Linked DNA regions of Homo sapiens: region 2 is linked to region 1. A link is a contact called in ENCODE Hi-C or POLR2A ChIA-PET data. All regions are on one chromosome and are shown on one strand. The core of a region is the stretch at or near the end of the contact, and the rest is flanking DNA. Distances in the headings are between cores, read along the strand shown. Region 1 holds the start of FARSB (phenylalanyl-tRNA synthetase subunit beta). Region 2 overlaps LOC124907986 (a long non-coding RNA gene).

Region 1 (6,225 bases), core at 977-3,476:
CCCACCTCGTCCTCCCAAAGTGCTGTGATTACAAGCATCAGCCATGTACCTGGACCTTAAAAGATTCAGTAGCTAACAAACACATATTTGTGAAAAAATCAATCTTAATTGATCACTGACAATATGAAAAAAAAAGGGAAGCAGACAGAATATGTTAAAACATCAGATGATAGTAAATAGGTTATAAATCTCACCATTTTTAAAAATCTGGATTATTTCTTACCTCCCTAGAAATGGAGACTGGGATGGGAACTGATTATAGATGTTTTGAACAAATATTTGCCACCTACCATCTTAGGCAATTCAGGTATACAGACTGAGCATTCCCAATCCAAAAATCTGAAATCTGACATGCTCCAAAACCCAAAACCTTAAAGTGCAGACATGATGTCACAAGTGGAAAATTCCACACCTGACTCCATGTGACTTGTCAAAAACACAGTCAAAACCTTGTTTCATGCAAAAAAAAATTATTTAAAGTATTCCATAAAATTAACTTCAGGCTATGCATATAAGGTATATGTGAAATATAAATCAATTTCATGTTTAGACTTGGTCCCACCCCCAAAATATCTCATTATGTATATGCAAATATCCCAAAATCCAAAATCCAAGACGCTTCTGGTCTCAAGCATTTTGGATAAGGAATTATTAACCTGTACCACATCCCATTAGTGAGAATATGGTTTAGAAGGGCAGGTAAGAAATATAAATAAGCTCATTATAAAATAAAGCGATTAGGCGATTAGAGCCAAGTACAAAGGGTAAGAGTAATACAATACCCTTGTATTTCCTTTACTTTCAGGGACTTATGGCAGAACTTACGAAGAATATCACATAGAGAATAGGTACTATCTAAAAGTACACACTTAGGAAAGATTCTTAAAAGCCAGCTTTATTTTCACTGTAACAGTAATCTTATTCTGGGAAGCGGTGGCTGTCATTAAACCAATTAGGCCTTTGTTAACACACTGAGCCCTAAAAACAAAAAAAACAGCTCTCACGAACCAGTTGGTCCAGCCTTTATACAAGCTAAAAATTATGGGGTGGGGGCCGGGCGCGGTGGCTCACGCCTGTAATCCCAGCATTTTGGGAGGCCGCGGCAGGTGGATCACGAGGTCAGGAGTTTAAGACCAGCCTGGCCAAGATGGTGAAACCTGGTCTCTCTAAAAATACAAAAAAATTACTCGGGCGCGATGGCGGACGCCTGTAATCCCAGCTACTCGGGAGGCTGAGGCAGAAAATTGCTTGAACAGGGAGACGGAGGTTGCTGTCAGCCGAGATCGCGCCACTGCACTCCAGCCTGGGAGTGCAGACTCCGTCTCAAAAAATAAAAATAAAAAAAAAAATAGGGTGGGGCAGCTGCTACGGCTGTGAGGTAACTGATAACTGCATTTAATATCTCCCTCCTTTTTTTCAATGGTTGTGTTTTTAGAACTGATTAAAAGATGAAATGTAGAATGAAGTCTACACCCATTTAATACTCCCCATTCAGGTCTCAGATCAAATGTTACCACCCTATCTAAAGTTGTTCTTGGCACAACACCTTTTCTTTCCTTGATGGCATTTAACATTATCCGAAATCATTTTATTAACGTGCTGGTTAATTGTCTGCCTCCATCAGACAGAACGTGGACCTGACGTGTCGTGTGCACAGCTCTAGTCCTAAGCTCTTAGAACAGTGCCTGACACATAACAGGCGCTCAGGAAACATTAATAAAACGAAGACAGGTGGAATGCCGTTCTCCACCCCGCTGCACAAATCTCTCCTCCTACCCCCTTATAAACTGAGTTCCCACAGCGCTGCTATTGCAATTAACTGGCTACGCTCGGGATGCAACCCCGGGTTTCCTTCCTGTTCTATCCCCTGGCTTGGATGTCGGTGCCAGGCACGCTGTAGGCACTCGATGGCAGATCGCTGAATGAATGACACGGCAAGCCGGGCACAAGCAGTGGCACCGCTGCGATGCCGGTTCCGAGGCTACCACAGCCCAGCCGGACCGCCACCATCATCGGCCTTCCCGCGTAAACCCCGGCCTCCCGGAGCCAAAACCTTCAGGAAGGCATGAATGTCGCCACATTGCCCTTTTGGAGGGAGGCCCTGCCTCCGAGAAGAGGCGTAGGGCCCAACGTATAGGGCCGCCACTCACTGTAGGTGCGGCCCAGGGCTTGGAAGAGCAGATCACGCTTCACGCTGACAGTCGGCATGGTGTGTCGAACTCACTGCGCCTGCGCAGCGAGCTGACCCGGGCTTCCCTAGCGAAGCGCGTAGGACCCGCCTCTTCTTGTGCGTGTTGTCTTGAATATCGCCATTCTGCTGGCAACAGTTCCTGTTCTCTTTTTAACCTAAAAACACTCATCATGCCATTACCTCGCTGATTAAATGTATCTTTATGAGACTAATAGCTTAAAAGCCTGTAAGAAAGATATAATTTGATAGAACTGGCTAGGATTTGTCAGGCATTGTAATGTACTGACCCTGAAGTCCCGGATGCTTCCAGGGCGCTAACGGCCGGGGACGCCCACCAGGTGGGCGGGGCGAGAGTGGGGCGCGTCAGGGAGGGGGTGGGGCCTCCACGTGGGAGATCTTGCCTGGAGGTGGTGGAAATGCGAGTGGAGAGGGTTCAAGGCTTCCTGCAGAGAAAGGTGTGCAAATCCTGGCGGCGGGAGAGGGGCTGTTAACAGACCTCAGTTTTTACTTCATTCTTTAATCTCTCCTCTACTCGTATAAGTGATATACCTGTGCTTTGTTTGAACTTTACGGCAGCCCTATAAGGGAGGCATTGTAAGAGACCTCTTTTTTTGTCTATTTGCTCAGTGCTCTCTGCTGTCAGTGGGCTGTGCTCAGCCCTCTGCCAGCATTAAATTTCCTCCTTAAAACAACCCTGAGTGTAATAGGCTGAATAACGGCCCCCAATAATATCAGACCCTAATCCCTGCAACCTCTAAATGTAACTTTATATGGAAACAGCGTCTTTGCAGGTTAAGTTAAGGATTTTGAGATGAAGATTATCCTGGATTCGAAAGACGAACACTAAATGGAATCACAGTATCCTCATCAAATCATAAAAGGGAGGTTGAGAGAGACGATTTAGCCACGGTGGCAGAGATTGGAGTATGGCAGCCACAACCCAAGGATGCCAGCAGCCACCAGAAACAAAGAGACAAGCACACACTGGGGGTGAGGGGGTGGAGGAGCGGGGAGCATCAAGAATAGCTAATAGATGCTGGGCTTAATACTTAGGTGATGGGATGATCTGGGCAGCAAACCACCATGGCATACATTTACCTATGTAACAAACCTTCACATCCTGCACATGTATCCCTGAAATAAACAGAGACAAGGACAGATTCACGCCCAGCCCATGGGGCAGCCCTATAATGCATGCTGATTTGGGCCCAGTGAAACTGATTTTGGGTTTCTGGCCTCCAGAACTGTGAGAGCATAAATTTATGGTTTAAGTCAGCAAGTTCGTGGTAATTTGTTTCAGCAGCCAAGGGAAACTAATACATCAAGATAGGTACCATTATCCCTGTTTTACAGGTAATGAAACTAAGGCACAAACTGGCAGTTCCAGGGGGAGCCTTGCCCTAATCCTTTCTACTGTACAGTGAGTGAGGGCTTCTTCCAAAGTCCTTCACATGAGGGGAGAAAAGCTGAGCCAGATGTAAGCCACCCTAACTATTAATCAAGCAGTTTTTCACTATACAGTATTAGCTCCCCTCCATGGGAAGGCAGTCCCTTCCCAGTGACCAACATAACAGATTGGCAACACCCCATAAATGGCAAACATCCCCAATGCAAAATACAGCTTTCCACCTAAAATTGGTGCTTTCTGCTCAATTAATAAGCAAAGGACTAGTGCCAGGCATGATGGCTCACACTTGTAATACCAACACTTTGGGAGGCTGAAGTGGGCAGATCACTTGAGGTCAAGAGTTGGAAACCAGCCTGGCCAACATGATAAAACCCCATCTCTACTAAAATTACAAAAATTAGCTGGGTGTGGTGGTGGGCACTTGTAATCCCAGCTACTGGGGAGGCTGAGGACTGAGAATCACTTTAACCCAGGAGGCAGAGGTTGCAGTGAGCCAAGATCACGCCACTGCACTCCAGCCTGGGTGACAGAGCAAGACTCTGTCTTAAAAGCAATAACAACAACAACAACAAAATAGTAATAATAAATAACCAAAGGACTTCCTGCTGACCTGCTCTGCTTTGGGCACTCCAAAGTGTTCTGTGGCCTCTGAACCTCAGTTTCCTCATCCATAAAATAGGGATAATAATATACACCTTAAAGAATTATTGTGTCCCATATCTGTAATTCCAGCACTTTGGGAGGCCGAGGTGGGAGGATTACTTGAGCCCAGGATTTCAAAACCAGCGTGGGCAACAGAGTTGGACCCCATCTCTAAACAAAAAGAAAAATTAGCCAGGCATGGCGGCAACACACCTATGATCCCATCTACGCGGATCACTTGAGCCCGGGAGGTTGAGGCTGTGGTGAGCTGTGATCGCGCCACAGCACTCCAGCCTGGGTGACAAAGTGAGACCTTGTCTTAAAAACTAAAAAAGAATTATTGTAAGAATTTGAAATAATACTCATAAATAACTAGTATAGTTCTTATCATGTCAGAGGTCCTGGAAATGGGGCAACTGTCATTTTTTTTAATCCTCCTAGTTAGTTTTCTGCTAGTCTCAGACCACCAAGGGGCATTTTGTTCCCATCTCTCACATCCCCCAACTGACCTATCCTACTTTTTATCATTGCACATGTTACAGGTACTCTGTCCCTTCTCTGTGAGAAGCTAAACTGTTAGAAGATTCTAATGGAAAAGAGGAAACTAGGCCACTAGGGCTCATCACAAATGGCATTAGCTAACTGAAAGGAAAGGTACATGGAAAATGATGAGATCGTATATCACAAAATGTAGGTACATGCTTCTTTCATCTAACTTTGGGGCCAGACTGAAAGCAGGAATGAGGTGGCAGCATTTCCTAGGAAGGAAAGACGAGCTGGACAAAAGGCATGGAAAAACTCTCAGCTCAGCAGAAATTAAGGAGATGCAAATAAAAATTATAAGGACATACATGTTTATACCTAGGAGACTGCTAGAAGTCTTAAAGTCTGAAAAAAATCAGATCTTGGCAAGAATTTGGGAGTATAAATTGATATAACCTCTTTGGAAAATATGGCCTTACCTAGAAAAATGGGGCATGTCCATATCCTACTACCCAGCAATTGCACTGCTAGGAATATTCCCCCAGAGAAACTCTTACCCATGTGCACCAGAAGACTCAAATAAGAATTTTCATGGTTACATTGTTCATTATAACAGAAATCTAGGAACAACCCAATGTTTGTCAGTACTAGAATGGGTAGACAGTTATGATAAATGTATACAGTGAAACACCATACAGTTATGTAAACAAATGAACTACACCTGCATGTATCAACTTGGATAAATCTTACGTTGTAATTTTGAGGGAAAAATGTAAATCACAGAAGAATATGTATCCTTGATGCCATTAATATAAACACTAAAAACCAGGCTAACCTAAAGAGTATATTGTTAGGCATACATAAATAGAATGGTAAGCCTGTAGTAAAAGCAGAGGATGACAAACACAAAATATGAGACCAGTGAGTTCTGAGTGAGTTGGCAGGGCTGCAGCCTGGAGTGTTGGAATACCTGTATTACTCAGAGTCCTCCAGATAAATAAATAGGAAACAAGTAGACAGATATTTATTATAAAGTATTGTCTCACATCATTATGGAAACTGAGAAGTCCCACAATCTACCATCTGCAAGCTGGAGACCCATGAAAATGAGTGAAGTAGTTTGAAGCCCTGAGAGCTGAAGAGGTGGTGGTACAGATGCTGTCTCAAGGCCTGAAAGCAGGGAGAACTGAGAGCAGGGAAAGATCTATGGCCCAGCTCAAGTATTCAGACAGAGAGTGAATGCAGCCTTCCTCCCCCTTTTTATTCTCTTCAGGCCCACCATGGATTGGATAATACCTACCCACATTGGGGAGGGCCATTTGCTTTACTCAGTCTATCCATTCAAATGCTAATCTTGGCTGGGTGTGGTGGCTCACGCCTGTAATCCTAGCACTTTGGGAGACTGAGGCAGGCAGATCACTTGAGGTCAGAAGTTTGAGACCAACCTGGCTAACATAGCAAAACCCCGTCTCTACTAAAAATACAAAAATTAGCTGGGCAT
Region 2 (7,010 bases), core at 2,761-5,260, 440 kb after region 1:
CCGTGTCTGGCTTGTGGGTCATTTTTAGCTCTCATTTCTAGAAAGAAGTGAAAGCTATGGCTGTCCTGAGGAACTTGTATACACAGTGGCTTAAGTGAACTAAATGGAGAAAGCCCCCACCCCAAAGCCTGACGGCAATTGTTTATTGTAGTTGAATTGATTTGTTTCACCTTTGGTCCTTTCTGCAGCCTATCCAGGGGCTTAGAGTGGTGGGACACAGACAGCCCTCAGAGAGAGCCCGGAGGGTCAGGAATTCATCTCTAGTTTGTAGCATGCCTGACACAGGAGTCTTGGGAAAAATGAAATAGTAGCTGGAACCTTTTGGTTTAATGTCTGTTAGTGATTTATGATGTTCCTATTGTTATCTATTCTAGGCCACTGACGTTCAAGTATAGTATTTGTCTTTTTCCTGTAAGGTTCTGATGAACACTTCAGGGGCAAGTTTATTATTTTTCTCAAGAATTGCCTGTCATGGAAAGCTTTTGGTTTCTTGCCTGGATTCTGCTACCCCAACAAGGCATTTACATAAACACAAGGGGCAGGGCTTATATTTAGCAAGACCTCATCAGCAGGGGCATACCAGTTACATCCTTGAAATACTTCCACACTTGGTGGTAAATAGCTACAGCGGCTCTTCTGAGCCTGCTGGATGTCCCTGGACCACCTCGCCCCCTCTCTCCATGGTCTGGTCACTGGGGCCCCTCCTTTGGGACACACACAACAGGAAACCTCATGATCTGGGCAACTAAAAAAGTAACACCTGGCCAGGGTGGTGCCTGAAGTTTATTTAATTTGGGGACCCAACTTTATTAAGAAGAAAATAATAGTTGGTACAAACTTGAACATAGAAGTAGAATAAGAAATCATAACAAATTATAAATTTTAAACACCTGACAATAACCCAAACATCACCAAGACTAAGACACATAACAATCTCTTTTACTACTTAATCGCTCTTTATAAGGCCATAAAACTTTTCTTTGTATATACTTTTTTGGGTTATATTTTCTTTGATCTCTTTACATAGTAATACTTTTATAATATGATCCATAAAAATAATAGAAAGAGAATTCAGTCTGTCTTCTTTTATGGTTCACCAATTTTTATTTTTATTTTAAATCATATTTACTAATTTTACTATACCTTATGAAAACTACATCTTGTATTCACAATTTTGCACGGCTGATTGTTATAAGAATTTTCTAAAGACTAGCTTCTGAGACCATACATTTCAAAACTCCTTATTCTGGATACGCACTTACCTCCAGTGCGGGTGGCTTGAGACATGTTCATGTTGCCCTATGACCTCTTGCCTTGTACATTCATATCATGCTGGTTGGTGGGGATTCAGATTACCCCTGTAAATGTCGAAGGGTACAGCCACCCTGGTTTTGGCACTAAAAGCATGTTCTACAGAAAGAAAAGCTGATAAATTCTCAACTTCTCAAAATTAAAACCTTTGCCCTGTAAATTCCATGTGAAGAGGATGAAAAGACATAGACAGAGAATATACTTGCAAAGCATGCATCTGATAAGGGATTGGCATCAAGAACATAGAAGTAACTCTCAAAACTCAACAGTAAAAAACTTTAATTTAAAAATCAACAAGAAACATAATAGACATCTCACTGAAGAAAATAGACAGATGGCAAATAAGCACTTAGAAAGATATTCAACATAATTGGCTATTAGGGAAATACAAATTAACACTGCAATGACATATCGCTATATGTCTATAAGAATGGCTGAAATAAAGAATAGTGACAACACCAAAAATGATGGTGAGGATGCAGAGGAACTGGCACACTCACACATTGCTGGTGGGAATGCCAAAGGGTACAGACACTCTGGAAAACAGCTTGGCAGGTTGTTTTTTCTTTTCTGAAAAAAACCAGAACATGTGGCTACCGTACAACCCAACAATTGCAGCCTTTTATATTTATCCCAGAGAAATGAAAACATGTGTTCACACAAAAGCCAGCACGTGAATGTTTGTAGCAGCTGGAACGAGCTCAGATGCCCCTCAATAGGTCTATGACTAAATAAACGGTGCTACATCCACACCATGGAACTCTACTCAGCTATGAAAAAGAATAAACTATTGATACGCACAACTTGAGTGAATGTCATGGGAATTATGCTGAAAAAAAGCCAATACCCAAAGATTACATACTGTATGGTTTCATTTATATAACATTTTTGAAGTGACAAAATTTTAGAGATGAAGAGCATATTAATGGTTGCCTGGGGTTAAGGAGAGGGGAAGCTAGGGGGAGGGAATCCGGTGTTGTTCTAGAGGGTGGCGTGGTGTTAGATTGTGCAGCAAGTTGGCTGTGGTAATAGGTACACCTCTCTACACGGGTGACAAAAATTGATGGCACTCAACACACACGCACACACACACACACACACAAAGTAAAACTGGAAAATCTCAATGTAAATGAATTTGGTCAAAATTAATATCTGGTTGTGATATTGAGCGATTGTTTTGCAACATGTTATCACTAGGGAAGCTGGAAAAGTGCACAAGGAATCTCTGTATATTTCTTACAACTACTATTATCTCAATAAAAATTCCAATTAAAAAGAACTTAAAAATACTTCTGAAAGTTATTTCTACTCTACAGCAGTTAACAATAACAACTACATACAAAAGTGACTATAAAGTACATGCATATATTATTGCTAAACCGAAACCAGTGTATTACTAAATCTATTTTTCCTTAGCCAAATCCCAAAATTTCTTTGGCTACTCCAGTGCTATCCAATGTGAAGGGAAGTGTGACAGAGGAAACATTGGAGTGGAGAGGAAATAATCAATGGTATTAACACATTGGGGTTAAATTAGCTTACCTCTGCAAATGTTACAACAATCTACCACCATGTGAATACATTGCTAGATCCTCCCTGCATGAGTGGGTGAGGGGCTCCGAAGCTTAATTAAGCCCCATAGTTTCCCTGAGTCTGTGCCTGAACTAGGCCCAACAGGGGTCTCAATGACTGAGTTCATCGGCCTCTCCTGTGATTCTTGGTGTCTGGGTTGGGCTGGCCATTGGGTAGTTTGAAACAAGGCTGCTAATCTTTAAGTTTTTCAAATTAAGTTTTTTGTTTGTTTATTTTGAACTCACAAAAATTAAAGAATGTGGCAGAGGCATATGAAATGGTATGAGAGGTTTGCTGTAAAACCCTTTGCTTTCATTTGGACTTTGGAATAAGGGGGTTTCATTAGAGAGCCCTTTTTAGGGAGCTTATCTTCAGAAGAAACTAGGACACTGATGAGGAGGCAGTTTTACCTGTAAGGTGGTTCAGCTTTTTGAACTCCAAGGACAATGCCATTCAAGAGCTTGACAAAGCAGTGGGCAAACTCCTTGTGCACTTCTCCCGTGACTCTCTTCTTCCTTCCCTGGGATAAGGCATGGTTTATCTGGCTGCTGGGATGGGAAAAGGCGATCATGCCATCCATCATGCTCAGACCTTTGGATTCTTTCCTTCAGAGCCACCTGCCCACTTGCCTCCTCTTATCCCTTCTCCTTACAGAAAGTTCACCAAGGCAGATCTGTGCCTTACAGGGTGAGAGCAAGGGCAGCCAAGTCCCCAGCTGTCCCGCCCCTCCCTGGGTCAGGAGGCTTAGCTAGGTGGAGGATGAGGAGAAGGGACTTTCTTTTGCCTTTGGGCTTAAGCTATGACATCAAATCCTGCTTTATCAATGATAAAGCCAAAACTTGGACTATGATCTTATTCTTCTTTCTACCTCTCAATTGGTTCAGATCTTGTAGGGTTGAGAAATGTGGTGAAATGAAAGCTTAAACACACGAAACTTACATTTATCTACATGTGTAATGTTCCAGACACATCGTCTTGTGAAATGCCCTCGAGAGCCTTCTAGGCACATTTAGGTGCATCACCGGCATAAGCACCCGCTCTGGCTCTGGACACACAGTGACCACAGCACTAGTCTACAGAGAGGAACATTTTTTTTCATTTCAGTACTGTACATTCCTCCAAGAGTTTTTGAAGCAGCTGGCCTCACGCCCAGTAGTTCTGGGGGAATCATTTGGCCACTCAGTCCCAGTCTCCCTCCCAAACATGTGGCAGTCAAGGAGAATATTCCTTTTATGATCTCAAGTCAGCTTAGAGTAAAACCAGTCCAGTTTGTAACAGAGGAGGCTGTGGACATAGCAAATAAATCACCAGTAGAGCAGAGAGGTGGCTCCACCTCCCCATGCCCTGGTAAGCTCCTGGCTATGCTTCCTAACTGGGAAGGAGATAGCAGACCAGCTAAGCACTGGAGCATCTGCCTCAGGTGACTTCCCCACCCCCACTCCCAATCCAGCTTGGTGTAGGATTTTCACATTCTCTCCTCTTTATTTCTTTTTCCTCCCCCTAGTCTCATTTGCTTTGGGAAAGACATTTATAAATACAGCTGGGAGCCTCATTTTGCCAATGAATTTTACTTGCCTGAGAAGAAAGCAAAGTCTAAAGTTAGCTTCTGAATCTTGCAATGACAAATTGGTTATTGATACCAACACCATGTTGGTATTGGTGGAATACCATGAGGACACTGGACCGATGCCAGTGACACAGATCGGGCAGGCGAGCTCTTGTTGCTCTGGTCAAGCTGCTGGCTCTGCCCCAGATGTGCCACTATCATCACATTTGAGTGGCATCTCCTTGGCTTGTGAAAGATTCATCCTCTGTGCATCAACAGACTGGTATTCCCAGAAGAGGAAACCAGATTTCGGTTCATGATGTGGTAGAAAGAGCACTAGTCCAAACTCAGCGGGCCTGTTTCTAGTTCTGACCTTGTCACTTGCTGAAAAGCTTCAGTTAAGTCACTTTTCAACAGTGCCTCAGTTTCCCTTATCTATATAATGAGCAATCAGAGCAAGTGCATCTCTATTTCCTTTCCAGCCCTCACTGTCTAGAGTTTATCAGTGCTCTAGCTTATAAAGTGGAAGGAAACAGAACTTACTGGGCAGTTTCTTCATGCTGGGCCTTGAAGCAGAGACTTGATACTGTTCTCATTTAATCTTCAGAAAGTATTATTCCAGTTTTACAGAGGCAGTAACTGAGGCTCAGCGAGATTAAGAGACTTGTGCAATATCACACAACTGATCTACTGGTGAGCACACATTTTGTTACAAGTGTCAGGAAATCCAGCTTAACCTGGGTTAAGCAAAAAAGAGAACAAGGAGTTTGAAGATGTGACCAGGAACTGGCTTCTTCTCTCCACCTATCAGCTCTGTTTCCTTTGTGCTGGTTTCATTGTCAGATTTCCAGTGCTAACCATGTGGCTGCAGCAACTCCAGCCCTCACATCACCTGGGGCTGACCAACTGCTCTAGTTTGCCCAGGAGTTAGGGGGTTCCCCAGACATGGGACTTTCAGTTTTAAAGCCAACAAAGTCCCAGTCAAACTGTGACAAGTTGGTCTCCAGCATCAGCTACAGATTCAAATCCAGCAGGAAATAGCATGCTTTTTCGAGTAGCTCTTGCAAAATATTCTGACTTGCTCAGACCTGACTGCTTTATACCAGGATCTCTCCCAGAAACAGTCCCTGTGGCCGGTTCGATGCAGGTGTGCTGATTGGCTTAGGCTTGGGGAGAGCCCTGCCCAGACCATATGCTTGGTGGGGGAGGGGAAGAGCCCTAAAAGAAAGCAGAGGCTGTGGTCAATAAGGAGTGTAGGATCCTGTGGAGGTGAGTGGGAATGACACCCTCTGCTGGTAAGTGGCAGGATCAAGTTTCAAACCCCAGTCTCCTTACTGTGAACCACAGGGAGATGAATTTCCAAAAGATGCTGCGATTCCTTGCCAGGTATGGTCAAGACAGAATGCCCAGCTGAGTTAGAGACTGGTGATTCTGATGCAAGAACTTTAGGAGTTCTTGGCTTTGTGGCCTTTGAATAGAGAACAGATACATTCCCTGGCCCCTACTGCACTGCAGGATTTAGGAAGGTGGTGGACACCATGTGCATGGCGGTGCCTGGCTGATTCTCACCATGTGAGCCTGTCAGCTACATCCTGCAGCACCCTGTTTGATGCCAGTGGCAGAGCCACGCCTACTCCCTGTGGAAATACAGTTTCCGCACAGGCTGAAGGACATCTGTCTGAGAGATTGACATTAAAAAAACATTAAAAGGTGCCTTCTGTGTGGTACCAGTTTAGAGTGACCTGGCTGCTAATACTGTCTTTTATTAAAGCTTCCAACAACAGTTACTGGAGAGCTACTAGGCTAAAAGGAAAGATTATTTTTGGCTCTCATACTTCCTGTTTGAGGAGAAAATGGTGTTCCAGAAAGACTTACAAAGACTGAGAAACTGCTAACATAATGACATTGAAGACGGGAGAGAAATTTCACACTGAAATTTTTATTTCAAGTGAGAGAAAAAGTGTGAAAATTATTTTGAGGGTGATGATAGAAACATGTTGCAATCAGGAAACAGAAATATGTTCTACTTAAAAAGGCCTAATGTTAGAGGTGTATCGGATGGTTTTCGTGCCAAGTTTATCTTCCTGCATATGAAAAATTTTAGAAGTGTTACTAACAGGAATGACTCTACAGCAGAATGATTATTCAAAAATTGCCTTGTATTTAAACCTCCACAAAGATAGATTAAGATGAACTTCAGTTGACATCTGTTGTTTTTTCCTGCACAGCATCAGTCTCTCTTTCTCTGCTAATGGCACTTTGATTTCATCTTAAGGAATTAACCTTAGCTTTACCTTTTCTCAATCTGTGTAGTTTTGGTTGGCTTGAACTCCAAGGTTGAGTGCATGGTCAAAGCTTGGCCATTGTCAAAAGGCAAAATTACAACATGTTTACTTTAAAAATCTTAATTGGTTTTTATTTGTGATTCTAGCACTGGGGGCAACACATCATCTTATAAAATAGAATTAGTGTTCTGATGAGCTGAGCAGAGGAGGTTGGCTTTACAGACAGAAAAGGGGTGAAGAAAAGCAGAAACAGGTATCAAAAAGAGGACTGGTTGTTTCAAAGTTACTTCCCTTGT

The links. A loop is a pair of places that touch in the nucleus more often than their neighbours do. ChIA-PET counts read pairs that join two places held with the same protein, here RNA polymerase II (POLR2A). Pooled maps may share reads with other maps.
Region 2: a pooled map shows a loop between it and region 1 (3-fold over the local background). The contact joins the enhancer-like site here to the promoter of FARSB in region 1. A Hi-C loop is called at or near these places in 2 of 50 pooled maps. POLR2A ChIA-PET finds 5 or more read pairs at or near these places in 2 of 52 experiments (H1 and WTC11).

What each region holds. Positions count from the first base shown.
Region 1 is chr2:222,653,866-222,660,090 of GRCh38, forward strand. FARSB (phenylalanyl-tRNA synthetase subunit beta) reads right to left here and starts at 2,227. Exons shown (of 17, transcript NM_005687.5): 1 at 2,151-2,227. The coding sequence starts at 2,208. LOC124907985 (a long non-coding RNA gene) reads left to right here and starts at 2,568. Exons shown (of 2, transcript XR_007088095.1): 1 at 2,568-2,646. RefSeq lists an enhancer at 2,288-2,337 and a silencer at 2,454-2,650.
Region 2 is chr2:223,096,206-223,103,215 of GRCh38, forward strand. The region is part of intron 1 of LOC124907986 (a long non-coding RNA gene); the gene reads left to right. Among named protein-coding and RNA genes, the nearest start is that of KCNE4, 48 kb to the left of the region's middle. Within about 2 kb of position 4,011, at least 6 of the 41 ENCODE cell types and tissues checked have a DNase peak (open chromatin) inside an H3K27ac peak, as active enhancers do.